3 separate regions of the Homo sapiens genome follow, and all the other regions are linked to region 3. Evidence: chromatin contacts called from ENCODE Hi-C or POLR2A ChIA-PET data. All regions are on one chromosome and are shown on one strand. Each heading gives the region's core, a stretch centred on a gene start or an enhancer-like site at or near the end of the contact. The rest is flanking DNA. Distances are from core to core; before and after follow the strand shown. Region 1 holds the start of PEPD (peptidase D). Region 2 holds the start of ZNF181 (zinc finger protein 181). Region 3 holds the start of LSM14A (LSM14A mRNA processing body assembly factor).

What was found. Hi-C counts contacts between places; a loop is a spot of excess contacts on that map. ChIA-PET counts read pairs that join two places held with the same protein, here RNA polymerase II (POLR2A). Pooled maps may share reads with other maps.
Region 1: a map of ascending aorta shows a loop between it and region 3 (11-fold over the local background). The contact joins the promoter of PEPD here to the promoter of LSM14A in region 3. A Hi-C loop is called at or near these places in 2 of 168 maps with a recorded cell type or tissue (aorta and ascending aorta), 2 of 37 single-sample maps with no recorded cell type and 13 of 50 pooled maps. POLR2A ChIA-PET finds 5 or more read pairs at or near these places in 1 of 52 experiments (B cell).
Region 2: a loop to region 3 is called in a pooled map, with 22 times the contacts of the local background. The contact joins the promoter of ZNF181 here to the promoter of LSM14A in region 3. A Hi-C loop is called at or near these places in 3 of 37 single-sample maps with no recorded cell type and 16 of 50 pooled maps. POLR2A ChIA-PET finds 5 or more read pairs at or near these places in 1 of 52 experiments (activated CD4-positive, alpha-beta T cell).

Annotation. Positions count from the first base shown.
Region 1 is chr19:33,520,455-33,523,167 of GRCh38, reverse strand. PEPD (peptidase D) reads left to right here and starts at 1,377. Exons shown (of 15, transcript NM_000285.4): 1 at 1,377-1,424. The coding sequence starts at 1,408. LOC105372370 (a long non-coding RNA gene) reads right to left here and starts at 1,234. Exons shown (of 3, transcript XR_935918.3): 1 at 1,154-1,234. RefSeq lists enhancers at 150-1,112, 1,113-2,076 and a silencer at 1,168-1,367.
Region 2 is chr19:34,732,483-34,735,569 of GRCh38, reverse strand. ZNF181 (zinc finger protein 181) reads right to left here and starts at 1,327. Exons shown (of 4, transcript NM_001029997.4): 1 at 524-1,327. The coding sequence starts at 532. RefSeq lists silencers at 1,085-1,144, 1,245-1,294 and enhancers at 1,575-1,964, 1,685-2,202, 2,420-2,479.
Region 3 is chr19:34,170,704-34,173,757 of GRCh38, reverse strand. LSM14A (LSM14A mRNA processing body assembly factor) reads right to left here and starts at 1,254. Exons shown (of 10, transcript NM_015578.4): 1 at 995-1,254. The coding sequence starts at 1,115.

The sequences.
Region 1 (2,713 bases), core at 128-2,627, 650 kb after region 3:
TAACTGTGCCACGTGCCCTTCACTACCCTGCTTATGGCTGGCTCCCTTGCTCCTATTTAAGGGGCCTATTCTCCTCCCTGCTTCATGGGGACAAACAGAAGCTGCTTCTCCAGTCATAGCCCCTGGCTCCCACCAGCCTGGCCATGGTGACCCACATCCTTGTTTCGATAAAGAAACAAGAAGCATCCCCCAACCCACAACCTTTGATCAGAAGCCACTTCCAGCTGTGGGACAGCTGCAGGGTGGGGTCAGGAGCCCCACACGCCTATCCTGGGCCACCCATCCACCTGTCCACACACATCTGTACACCACACACATCTGTACACCCTTGGCGCCAGGGACGCCCTCCCCCAACAGTGTGGGGCCCCCTTCCTTCACAGGGGCAGTGAGGTCACTCCTCAGGGTATGGCTTCATGAGCTCAGCCTCTGTGTGAGCACTCTCTGGCCTCAGTTTCCTCATCTGTATAATAGACTTAAAGATAGTCTCGACCTCATAGGGCTGTGGTGAGGTTTCTATGAGCTCACATGTGCAACGCATTTGGGCCGTGCTTGTAATGCCCTGACTCTGTTGGCAGTAGGGAGGGCAGCGTCTGCTGCAGGGTCCCTACACCTTCTCTGCAGGACTCTGCACCCAGTACCAGTGCCCAGTGGGGCAGAGGAGTAAGCCTTCTGGCAGACTCTCCCTCCTAAACCCTTCTCGGCTGTGCCCACTTCTCGCCTGCCCTCCTCCCTGGCTTCCCTTCCTCCAGCTTCTCCATTCTGCAGCCCAGGAAACCTAGAAAAGATCCTACCAGACTTAACTCATAGGCCCCACAGTGGAGGCCCCGCAGGGTCTGGCCCTTGCTTCCCTTAGGCTGCCCCTCTCTCGCGCACATTCTCCTGGACGCTGCACATTTAGAGTCCTCCAGTTGCCCCACGGCCTTTGCTCAAGCCCTTTCCCTTCTTAAACAAAAATCGCCACCTCTGCCCCGACCCTAGCCTGGGTCAGTCTCCCTCCTCTCCTCCCACGTGGTTTCTTTATTCCTATGTGTTCTTCTCCCGGGTGGGCTGGTACGCCAGATCGGGGACTGAACCAGAATCAAGATGTCCTCTGCTTCAGGACCTCCCTCCCACCACGAAAAGGCTGCAGATGCTGCCCGCTAACCCGACCTACTGTCTGCAGCCGGCAGCCCGCTCATTTATCCTGGCCGAGCTCTTGGGCCCCCAATCTCCGGGAGCCCCGCCCCATCGGGGCTCCGCCCTTCCCCAGGTACCGCCCCTTCCCGTCCCGTGGAATTTGGCTCTGGAGGAGGTGGGTCAAGGACTCCATGCCCCGCCCCCTGCCCCGCCCTTACCCCGCCCCATGCATTGGCACCCGGAGGGGCTCAGCTGACGCCGCACTTCACGTGACGCCGGTGCCGGGCGAACATGGCGGCGGCCACCGGGTGAGTGCTGCGCCTCCCTCGCTCTTTCCCGCTGGCGTGGAGAGGGGCATGGGTGTCCCGGCCGGACCGCGGGTGAGAGCGTCAGCCGGGGTCGCTGAATGCCGCGGGTAGGCGCCTCTTCCCGTTGGCCCGGAGTCCCAGCGCCGGTCGGCGAGCTGCACGCTCCGAGTCAGGGTCAGCGCGGGGGCCGCAGCTCCTCTCCACCCTCCTGGCTGGCTCCGGCCCCACCTGCCCGCGTCTGGCGGCCCCACCGTGTGCGGCTGCGGTGGGGGCTGGGGTCGACACGCATGTTCGCTGCCAAGACCCCCGGGTAGGAGGGCGGCGTTGCGAGGACCCCAGGGACCCGGGCGCTTCCCGGAGGAGGCGGTATTCGAGACGGACTTGGAATTCCCTTTTCCCAGCAGGGCACTTCCCCATTTCTTTCAGGGGCCAAATGTCACCCCCTCAGGGAATCCTTCTCTAACCATCTATCCCACTTTTTGTGCCCTCATCATCACCTGATAAACTATATAGAGCATTGTTTGTACTTGTTCTTTATCTTCTCTGCATTTAGAGTGCAAGGGCAGGTATGTTACCTGCTTCTCAGTAGCCCGGTGCCTTGCACACAGTAGGTGCTCCATACTGGGCTAAATGAAAGAAAGCTGAGTGGTCGTAGTGGGAGGAAGGGTGGACAGATGGGTTCACCAGAGCGTTGGGCGGAATCTCCCAGATAGGGAGCATCTGAGCCCAGGGTAAGGGACAAAGGTTGAGAGTTCAGAGTGTTCTGGGGACAGGGGTGCATGCCTGGGGCTGGTTGGAAGGTGTGGTGTTCCAGGTGGCGGCTTCAGACTTTGCCCTGATGGGCTGGAAGGGTTTTGTTACAAGCTGCTTGATCTGTTTTTTAAAGATTAGGCTCCCCTGAGCTATGTGTGAGTTCAATGGGAGAAGGTGTGGGTCTGGTGGTACAGTGGGGTAGAGGGGGCATGGTGTAGGAGGGAGCAGTATTCCAGATGCCAGGTTGGAAACTGAGGTCAGAATGGGGGATCTAGTGGACTGAATGCATCTCTCTTTTTAAGATACAGGGAAAATGGCAACAGAAAGTGGGTTCTAAGTTGGCCCCCAAGGTTGAGGGAGCTTAGAGCATACAAATCAAATATTTTGTGGGCACCTGCTATATTCCAGGAATAGCAGTGGGTCTTCCCTTAAGGTACTCACAGGCCACTGGAACAGATGGACACATGGGACTCTGTCATCCATCTGCTTGCCGTGTGGTCTTGCCATTTGCAAAGGAGGGGCATGGACTCTGAGCT
Region 2 (3,087 bases), core at 78-2,577, 560 kb before region 3:
AGATGCAGGGAATCCAGCTAGGAGGCTACCGCAATAATCCAGGTGGCTTTATTGCTATCACTACCGGGGTGGTAGTGGTGGTGGTAGTGCTGGGGTAACTAATGGTCAGATTCTGTATACAGTGTATAGCTTAGCTCCAACTAGAGGATCTGAATATAGGTATAAGTCAAAGGGAAGAATCAAGGATGACTGCAAGCATCTCTTCACTTGAGACCACATGGTACAGTTTTGACAACCATAAACCGAATAACCTTACATTCCAAAGTTGCATTGTGAATTACAGTTTTAAAATGTTGGCAAGACTAGAAAGTCTTCTAGCAGAAAACTGTAGAAAAGAGGAACACTGGGTGAGGAGGATAATACCTTGGAGCTCTCCTGTGGGCTCCGTCCTTCCTATACTGAAAGGAACCATGGATCCAGTCCCTTAAATGGACTTGGTTAGGTGGGAACAGGCAGGAGAAGCAAAGCAAACACACAGTCCTGATAAAGTGTTTCAGGAAGATTTGCGGACACACCGACCTACCTGAGGCATTACTCTGCAATTTCCAACAGCCAACAGAGTCCTCTTTCCAGGCTCTTATCTTAGAGATGGGCAGTGTCCTGAGGGCACAGAAGGGCAGGAAAAAGCAGTCATGAAAAATCAGGCTTATCTTGCGGCACCTGTGACACACCATAATGGAAAGGCACACTGGTAATCACTCTCCAGGGCGCCAATCTCTCCCTGGGAACTAACAGGGTGTTTCTCCGCAAGGGCTAACCATTTACCAGGTGCCACCTGCGAGGAAAATCAATTACTCTGTAAATAAAATCCTCATAAAACAATGGTAAAAACTTTATCAGCTCGTTCAGTCTTCACCACTATGCACGGTGTGCGTTCACATTTTTCCAGATCTATTTTTTAAACGATGACAAAACTGAAATTCCAAGATACTGAACCCATTTGTTCAAGGTTACACAACTGTAGAGCGCCGGCTTCATGACGACATAACCCAAAGACAACTGTGGCTGGCGTCTAACCACGCGCCCACTTCACTCTCACAACAGCGCCAAGAGGTCGGCGCCGTCATCACCCCGCGTTTACATAGGAGGACATGAAGGCCAGGAAAACCAAGGCACCGGCCGGGGTCACACCGCGGGGCAGACCCAGGGCCTGAGCCCCGCCGCCGCCCCCGGGACTCATACTGGCCGGAGTCCTCAGCAGGGCCTCACCGTCCCCGCAGGCGCCCCGCGTCGCTGGTGAGCGGGCAACGGCCGCCGACCTCTGGGGACGACACTGCCCAGAATCGTCCCGGAGCCTGGGAGTCGCCGTCAGGCCTGAGGCTACAGCGGGGCGGACCCAGTGCGCCGCCCACAGCCGATCGACATTTCCCAGAATCATCCGCGCAGGGGACAAAATTCCAGGCGCAACGAACCGCAGGTACCGGAAGACCACACTTCCCAGGAGTCTCTGCGGCCGCGCGGACCTGGGGCGCCGCGGGCAAACAGATCTCGGTTTCCTAAAAAACTAAACCGCCTGGGGCTGTCGTCCCAGAGCCCGGCAGTTAGGACCATGCGGGAAGTGTCCTGGGGCATATAGTCATACTGATGAGGTGAAAGATACACCTCGGAACCAAGGGCCACCCTCTACTTTTAAGGACAATGGCGCCGGGACCAAGAAACTACACTTCCCAGAAAACCGTGCGGCCGTGGCAAACTCTTCTGGGTCTAGCGTGCGCTCACACTAATGTTTATCTCCCGGGACGTGGGCAGACCTTGTACCAGGCGAGCTCTCGCCTTTGCTAGCAAAAGAGCTCCTCTCTTCCCAAACCCTGCTACTACGCTGTCCACCCTGTATGGTCTTTGAGGTCTTTGAGGTTTTTTTGGAATTCACTTGCTGGAGACTACAGCTCACAGAACGCCCTGGGCTGGATTGTGCCAGCTGTAGTTCGCGAACCAAGGACATTTCCTGGAAATGCATGCGGCCACGTATCTGTGACAGAAATGGCAGTTCTCACGTGCGTTACGCCCCCTGGAAGGACTTGGAAATACGGAACTTGAGTGAGCACTGAGAGGACACAGACCCTCATCCTGGGAGGAGTCACTCCTCCCGCAGCCATCAGAGCCTGACAACCGCTTCTCACCAGAGGCGCTTCTTAGACCCTGACCTTGCCCGGCTCACCCAAAGGGGCAATGGCCTTCTTTGTATGCAAGCCAGACAGTCTACTGTTGTATATTTGAATTTTTTACTTTATTTTTAATATTTTAATTAAATTTTAATTTAATGCTGCCTCTACCTCTGAGAGAGACAGGGAGAGATGGGGGAGGCCTGGAGTGGGGGCCCTGCGGGGCAGGGACAGGGGACCCTTCCTCACTTTGCACAATCTGGGAACCCTCCCCAAGCGGAACAGCCAGCTGCAGTGGAAAAGCACTGGCTTAGTGGGCTTCGTCCTGGGGACGAAGGCTGGGAGACTGCAGCTGAAAGGTGTGGGCTCCAGGAGGGCCGCAGGGGGCCTAGCAGCAGCGTCAGGGAGCAGAAGTCCGCCCTCCCTCCATCTTCCTTCCTTCTCTGGCCGCCAGAGCGCTCTGTCTCCCTCCCACGCCCACAGCTACAGGTGGAGCCGGCTTGGGGCGGGGGGGGGGTCCTCCTAGGGCGAAGAGGGCCAGGAGCCTTCCTGAGGACCTGAGGCTCCTCTGGGCCTCCCAGGGCTGGGCCTGTGATCTGATCTGCTTTGCCCTGGGAGGGACGTGCTCAGTGGTGGGGTTTGTGTAGCTGTCACTCATTCACCTGCCTGTGCTCAGCCACTCACCTGCTACTCCCATTGGCACCCACCCAGTACACATGTGGGTCGTCAGCTGCCATCAGGAGTAGTTCCTGCCTGTGTCACACACACCCATCCCACCCACCACACTGCAGGTTACAGGATTGCCCCACAAGCGCCACCATGCCTGCCTGAGGTTACCTGGCACACAAGTATCCTCACCTGCATGACATGACCAGATCGTGCACTTTCTATGCCAGGACCAGGGCCAGGGCAAGCTTGCACCTTCAGCCTTGGGGACACTGGGGGTGGTGGTGGCTGGAGGCCAGGGAAGTCACCAGGCTGGAGA
Region 3 (3,054 bases), core at 5-2,504:
TGCTGGGAAAATCACCTAGGTTATCTAGCTTCCCTCAAAGTATTTTACACTGTTGTGAGATTTCCTTTAAGATTCAGGAGCTAAAGTTTATTTTCTTTCTGGTTTCCTGGCGGAGCAAAGGCCCTGCACGTGTGAACGGAAACAAAACCCACACAGACTCTAGGGATGCCAAATATTAACACTGTGGGTAGGGGCACCTTCCTTCTCGGCCGAATTCCCTTTCCCAGAGAGCCTCCAGAGGGATCAGTCAACGCCCACTGAGCCTGGATCAAAGGTCAAGCTTGCCTGGTCAAGAAGGATCCTGGATCAAGCTTGAACCCGTTTCCAGAAACAGGGGCGTCGGGGCAGCAGCAAGCATTTTTACCACGCGCCCTAATGAGGTGGTTGCACAACAGGCTTTGAGGATTCCGGTTTAACAGGTAAATACCAACAGAGGATGAGCCGAGGGAGATGGGATCTGCTCCACGGCATCGATGGCATTTCGAGAATGTCTGCGTCGCAGAGCAAACCCAAAGTTTTAGCACATTACTCAAGAGTTCACCAGAGGAAGATCGCCACGAATTGAAATGAACAAAGTGAGAAAATGGGTGCTGTGTAGTCAACGCATCCGCGATGAACTCAAGCTGGGCGGAAAAATTCTTTGAATACTCCGGCTTTGTTTTGTGCTAAGACGGCAGAAGCCCCGAATTTCGGAGTTGGAAGACGCGTTTCTCCGTGTTCTCCGGCCCGTTCTCGGACTTCAGGGCCGCCCGCCGCGCACTCAGTCCCGTAGTTCCCCGGGCTTCAGGCGCGGACATTCCGGGGGGCGGAAACCAGGGAGCCGCGGGGAGGCCGCGGTCCGGCCCGCGACGCCGGGGCCCGGAGAAGGGAGGCGAGAGGCCTCCCGGAGCTCGACGGAGGGAGGGGAGGGAACGAGGAGGCCGCGGGCCGGAGCGGGGAGCAGCCCCGAGCGGCGCCCGGCTCGGCCCCCACCCTGAGGCCCGGTCCCGCGTACCTTTGGCAAGGGCTACGGTGGAGTTTTCGGTGTCGATGGTGTAGAGGATGCCCTCGTAGCGGATCTCCGCCTTGGAGATGAGGCTGATCTTGCTGCCGATGTAAGGGGTGCCCCCGCTCATGGCGCCGCCGCCGCCGCTCCCAGCTGCTCGCAGAGAGGCAGATCCCACGCCACTGTCGCCCGCTCCGCACGCCCGCTCGCTCCGTCGGCGCCTACAGCAGCCGCTTCAGACCCAACATGGCGGCGGCGCCGGCTCCGCTACCCTCCCCCAGCCTCCCGCCCTCAAGCCGCGGCGCGGCGGCGGCGGCGGCGGCGGCAGCGGCGGCGGCGCGGGGCATGCTGGGAGGGCGAGGCCGCGCTCTCGCGAGACTTGGCCGGCTACTGGTGGCTCCCGGCTCATTCGTGGCCTCGGGAGTCCCGGCAGCGCTTGTTGGCCTGGACTACGGTGGTGGTCTTGGGGCCGCGTGAGAGGAACTTCGGGGACCGGCTGAGTGCCTCGTGGCACCCGCTTGCTGCGGGCTGGAGAGGAGGCGCGCGGCCTTCCTTTTGACTCAGGCCGTGGCCGCCTTGTCGTGGGTCCTGTGTCTTTGCCGACGCGGGGCCCTCGGCCTGGAGCGCTGCCCACCCGCCTCCGAGCTGTGGCGAGCCGCTGCTCATCCTTCTAAGACGCTGAACCTGCACCTCGTGGAGCTCCTACGGCTCCATTACCGCAGTCATCGCCCGGGGAGCTTCCCCCGAGGCTGCCCCTGGAGCTGGGGCTCTCACAAGGACTCAAGTGTTTCAGCCCCTTCCTGTCCCGCTCATTCAGCCGGTCTGAACCAGTTTCATGGCTTGCAACGCCATTGTAACTCACTAATCCCAATTATCAGTATGTAGCTTGGATCAATTCCGTGAACCAGGGTTTCTGTCGAATCTCAAACGTTAAGGGTCCAAAGCCATGCTCCCTGTTTCCCCTCTAACCTGCTCCTTCACCACCGTTCCCTATTTGATGTAAACGGTACCATTTTTACTCAGCTGCTCAGACTAAAAGCCGTGAGTCAGCCTTGCCCTGTCTTGCTTCCACATCTGTTCTGACTACACCTCTCCGTTATGTATACACAATATATCCTAAATCTGACTTCTCATCTCCATTCCTACACTTCTCCCACAAGCCACGATTACTCGGGCTGAATTATTGCAGTAGCCTTCTAAAAGTTGCCTCTGTGTCAACTCTTGCCCCCAGTACTTTATTCTCAATACAGCAGCCAGAGAGATCTTCTTAAAATCTAACTCAGGGCTGGGCGCAGTGGCTCACGCCTGTACTCCCAGTACTTTGGGGGCCCGAGGCGGGCGCATCACCGGTCAGGAGTTCGAGACCAGCCTGGCCAACATGGTGAAACCCCGTCTCTACTAAAAATATAAAAAAATTAGCCAGGCGTGGTGGCGCGCGCCTATAGTCTCAGCTACTTGGGAGGCTGAGGCAGGAGAATTGCTTGAACCCAGGAGGCGGAGGTTGTGGTGAGCCGAGATTGTGCCACTGCACTCCAGCCTGGGCGACAGAGCGAGACTCCGTCTCAAAAAAAAAAAAAAAAATCTAACTCAGATCATGTCCTTCCTCTACTCACTCTACTGATCCCATGTTACACAGAGAGAAAACCAGACTTTGGTGTCTAAGGATATACATGATTTAGCTTCTCGTTCTGTTCCAGTCGCGTCTAATTCAACCAGTACTTGAGCACTTTATTCCAGTCTCTGCTCAAGCATCACCTCCAGAGATGACGTCCCTGACAGCCTTGTTTAAAATAATACCACTCATCTCCTTAACTCAGCTTGTATTTTCTTTATAGCATGTATCTCTCTCAAGTATGTCTGTTTAATTATTTGTATGTATCTGTCTCCTTCACTAGAATGTAAACATTTTGAGATAGTGATGTTGTTTTGGTTGCTGCCGTATCATCAGGGGCCTAGTAACAGCACGTGGCTCAGGGCAGCTGCTCAGTTAATATTTGCTGCATGAATGAACAGCAGGATGAAGGCAGAGCACAGGCAGGACGGTGAGCTGAGTGAGCAAATGGCGAGAA